Linked DNA regions of Homo sapiens: region 2 is linked to region 1. The links are chromatin loops, found by intact Hi-C in ENCODE. Cell type or tissue: PC-9. All regions are shown on one strand. Region 1 has its middle 100 kb from the start of UGP2. Region 2 overlaps UGP2 (UDP-glucose pyrophosphorylase 2).

Evidence for each region. Hi-C counts contacts between places; a loop is a spot of excess contacts. Peaks named below come from ENCODE experiments on the same cell type or tissue, not always from the same donor. Only the 100,000 strongest peaks of a DNase experiment are listed, where the experiment ranks them.
Region 2: it touches region 1 in a loop (2.4-fold over the local background); 2 of 110 quality-filtered maps call a loop at or near these places.

What each region holds. Positions count from the first base shown.
Region 1 is chr2:63,741,126-63,743,625 of GRCh38, forward strand. It overlaps a transcript of WDPCP not described here. Among named protein-coding and RNA genes, the nearest start is that of UGP2, 100 kb to the right of the region's middle. In PC-9, no CTCF peak of the experiment used is centred here; a DNase peak (open chromatin) is centred at 956.
Region 2 is chr2:63,860,065-63,862,564 of GRCh38, forward strand. The region is part of intron 3 of UGP2 (UDP-glucose pyrophosphorylase 2); the gene reads left to right. Among named protein-coding and RNA genes, the nearest start is that of UGP2, 19 kb to the left of the region's middle. In PC-9, CTCF peaks have their summits at 1,363 (motif pointing left) and 1,573; no DNase peak of the experiment used is centred here; H3K27ac peaks cover 245 bases.

The DNA of each region.
Region 1 (2,500 bases):
ATTTTCTGGATAAAGGTTGACTCTAACAATCAGTAACAAATTTCTGATATTGTGCAATGTCTCTTACTTTGCTGTAAGCTGATCCTTCAAAAATACTGAGACAAAGCACTTAATAAAGACATCTTTTGTGGCACCATTAAGCACTAGCTAGGGAGTCAGTCTCAGGTCCCTCGGACCTTCTTTGATTTATTTTTTTTTTCAGGCTCATTTATCCACTGTACACCCTGAGTTAAGATACCTGCACAGAGCTGGGTTTCTCCTGGGCATCTCTGGCAGCCAGCTGTTAGAAATAAATGTTTTATTTAATTGTTTAATTGAGTGGGAAATGGTTTAAGTAGAGTTGGTCTCTTGTATTTCACTATGCTTAATGTTTACTTTCTTTGCTTGCCTACTTTGAATGATTTCTGGCTTTGATAAATTGCATCTTAAATTTTTTTGGTTTACCTGCATGATTACAATATTTGCATTTTTTTTTCAAATTTAATGGCTTAACAATGTAACGTCATTCCTCATTTGCCACTTTTAATCAGAAACTGGGTAAGTGAAAAATCAGTGTTGTGGATTATTTTATTTAAAAACCCTCTGATTTCTTTAAATAAATCATTTAAAAATTCAAGCAATTTATAAAAGCACAACAAATAAAGCCCCCTCTTACCACTCAGAAAATGACTGTTGCTAACTTTAGGTGAATATTATTCCAGACTTCTCTATGCCTATATACAGATAAAAGATTAGACAAACAAAAAGCAAGATAAATGGAAAACGTTATTAAAATTGGATCATACAACAGCTGGTGGTTAATAAAGAACTATTAAAGTTTACTTCAGTTTAACAAAAGAAAAAGAAAACTGAATGATATGGATTAGCTGAACTCCAGATAAATTTTTTCTCACATGTCAGGCATATTTTAGAGATCTCAATCATGTGTGCTTGGGCTTGACTCAGTCTGATGTCTATCTCTTGGCATAAACCCAGAGGAATTTCTTGACTGTATGTCCAGGAATATTAGTCTCCCCTATCTCTAATAGTTCATCTTATTACAGTGTAAGTGTTTTTGTCAGTAGCCTGTTGTTCTTTCTGTAAAAAGATAAAATGGAAAGAAAGAAACAGGAAGAAGAGAAAAGGAAGGAAGGGAGGGAGGAAGGAAGGAAGGGAGAGAGGGAGGAAGGAAGGGAGAAAGGAAGGAAAGTTTCTATTTCAATGTCTGTATTCTAGCTTATAATTTTAGTGGTCCTCTTAATTAAAGTGCCATGTAACTTGTGGATGATACTCACCCAACATTATAGGGAGACTTAGTGTTTTAAGATAGGTCTGGCCTTCCTACTTCATTACAGAATAGGTCCCAGGGATCACTTTGGGATGGTCCTCAGAATTTATCGTGCCCTGCCTGATCCATATCCTCTCACTAATGAGGTAGATTGCATTAAAAGCCTCGTCTTGTTCAATCTATTTTATGCAGTCTGCCATGCCTACAAGGGTTCTTTTTTCTTATAAATTCTAATGATATTATCTGTAGATTATCAACCCAAAACTTGAGAGCAGTGATAACTAACAAAAGACCCATACGAGATGACATAAAAACGTTGGTGGATTGTTTATTGTATGTTCCACACAATGCCACAGACCATGACCTTCTAGAACATCTGGGTAACGTGCCAAGCAGCACCAGGGAAACTCTATACCCAGTCCTTGCCTCAGTAACACAGAGCCCAATGTTATCAGTTGCATTTTATTACTAGCCTGTAAAGAATTTAAGGGTGCTATAATTGAAAATGAACTGAAAATTTAATAAGAAAGGCCAGCATGACACATGACGCAGGTGAACGGAAAGAAGGGAACTAACATTTCTTGAGCCTCTATTTTATGCCAAAAGGGATGTTTACATCTTTTTAATCCCCAAACAACCCCGTGGAATTGATATTGTTTGTATTTTCATGTTACAGATGAGTAAACAAGGCTTGGAGGGATTGATGTTGTAAGTGGTGAGCTGGAATTTGAATCCAGATCTGTCCCATTCCAGTGCTCTTTCTCCTGAGCTGTTCTTCCTACCTGCAAGTTGTTATTCCAACAAAATTTCAAACTATATTCTAAATGAGCTCTGTGATAAGGTGGTATGTGCAGCCTGCTACGTGGCTTCCCTACCTAATCATTCTTCAGAGCATCAGACCCAACTATTTCAGTAAGGTCATCAATGTTAGAGTCACACTTAACACTAAATGGATTTGGTTACCGCCTGTCCTTGCCACCTGATGCTGCCAGGGAAAATGGAAGAACAGCTGCTGGAAAGATTTGCTAATTCCTTTGAATAGCTTGTGACATTATCTAAACTTTAGATTCCAAAGGGATTTGTTGATTCTACAGTTTTTAAAAAAATACATCAAGATATACCTGGAAATAAGATAATGAGGTTTTTAGAAAATTATTTTGTTGGCATTATGTAGACTTCTCAAATAATTCATATGAAAGTTAATCCCAAGTTATGAATACTTGCATGACAGTC
Region 2 (2,500 bases), 120 kb after region 1:
CTTAGAGATTATTATAGAGATCAATTTTCCTTTCAAAATGTAATTTTTAAAAGTGAACATAGGTCTTTTTTTAAAAAAAATGCAAATAATATTTTATATTCCTAAGTAAAAAGAAATTACTGTGGAAGAACAGCCATTTAGAGTAACATTTCTCATGTCAGCCTTATATCAAAGGTGTGACATAAACATTGTCATACCAGTGGATCTATATTTTTGTGTATGAGTTGACAATTAGCAGAGTCAGCCACCTGGTTTGTAAGTAAAGTTTTATTGGAACACACCCACACATTCATTTATGTATTGTCTATAACTGCTTTTTTGCAACAATGGCAGAGTTGAATAGTTGGAGTGGAGACAGTATGGCTTGTAACAAAACCTGAAATACTTATTATCTAGCCTATTTACTGACCCCATTTTAGTGTATGTATTTTCAGAACATCTTTGGTAGCTTTCTTTATTTCTTTGGCCCTCAGAAAACTGACCTCATATGCCTTTGTCATTTCAGATGATCACTTTTAATTTTTATCTTTATTTTTTATTTTCTTTTAGAGATGAGGTCTTGTTCTGTCACTCAGGCTGGAGGGTAGTGGCACAGTCATAGCTCACTACAGCCTCGAACTCCTGGGCTCAAGGGATCCTCCTGCCTCAGCCTCCTGAGTAGGCAGGACTACAGGCATTGTGCCACCAGGCCCAGCTAATTTTTTTTTTTTTTTTTTTTTTGTAGAGACAGGGTCTCCCTATGTTGTCTAGGCTGGTCTTAAAGTCCTGGCCTCAAGTGATCCTCCTGCCTTAACCACTTTTTAGATAAAAATAGTTTTTCATAAATACTAGATTGAAGGACATATTTTATAGATAGGCATTGAAATTTTATATTGTGAGGTTTTACTCGTTCTTACCTTTTGTGTTGAATGCTTTGTTTTAGCTCTCAGTGAGTACATAGATGTTTTGTGAGAAGTCTTTTGAGTTCATGTTTTATGAATTATGGCTAATAAGAACCCAGTTTATAGCGTTATGGATAATGCTCTGCTCCTTCTTTGTAAATGTTAACTAAATGTAATAATAAGATTATCTTGATATTTAACTACATAAGTAAAAAAATTTTTATATATATATAAAGGTTAATGTTTTAAATTAGAGCAAGAAAGGACAAGCCAGCATATGTAGCTTATTTGACCATTTCATTGTTTTCCAGAGAGGTTATGAGAGTGTCTTGGTCTTGGCCAAGCTTACACGTTGGGCATGGACAGGGATGGGAAATAGATCAGAGTTACGAGGAAGTACGGGGCCTGTTCAAGAAGGTATTGGAGCTGACGAGTTCTCTTGAGCGCTAATTTAAAACCTGTTGAAGTCACATGGCTGGCACTGACCCCTGGTGGTGATGTATTTTCATTTCTATACAAAATATTCTCTAAAGAAGGCTTTTTTACCAGCACAGGCAACATAGACCTCACCTCTACAAATTTTTTTTTTTTAGTTAGCTGTGCATGGTGGCATCTACCTGTAGTCCCAGCTACTTGGAAGGCTGAGGTAGGAAGATCACTTGAGCCCAGGAGTTTGAGGCTACAGTAAGCTATGATATCACCACTGCACTCCAGCCTGGGCAACAGAGTGAGATCCTGTCTCAAAAAAAAAAAAAAAACAAAAAAACGACTTTTTCATTTCAATATTTAATAGGATCAAAAGAGTGAAGGTATATTTGTGAACAGGGAGGAGTTATGTAGGGTCATAGGGTAGAGAATTGGCATGAAGAGAATAGCATGCATCAATGTGGTATTTAGCTCCAATGGATTTTTTGTTTTGTTCCATAAAATTGCTGAGACTTTTTCTTAGTCTATCAATACAAAAAACATTAAAAGCTATTGTTTATTTATAAGGAAGTCTGAGGAAGTTACAGTTTATGTGTGCAGAGTACAGATACATAGCATTTTTTTTTCTGAAGGTGAACCGTAGTACACTGTGCATTTAAAGTTTGCACATTAAAAGAAAAAAATCTTGAGGCAATCTGGCCAAGCATCTGATATAGTATGCCATATAGGATGATTTGCTTTGAGCATGTGAAGATTTCCCAGCTGCAACTAGCCAATGATAAAGCCATTAGAGACTTGTTTTGTGTGTATGTGGAGATACACACACAAATGAGATTCTAAAAAGTATTCCACAAAAAGGAATTAGTGGCATTTAAAGAAATGGCTCTGAGGACATGGCTGAATACCAAAGAGTCTCATCATTTCTTTGACATAAAGTTTTAAAACAGTAATATATAGAAATACTGACACTAAGCAGACATACTAATTTAGCAAATATTGCCAAAGCTTCAACTTTTGATTTCATGATGAATTGAACAGTTTTTGAATTTCCCTCGGGATTACCTTCCTTCACATTCCTTCGTGTACAGGACTTTCAGAAATGGGGACCTGATAAAGGAACTGACAACAAGCCCATGATTATTAATTCCATACTGGTTACATGTCTATAATTTCACTTTAGAAATAGCAATAGC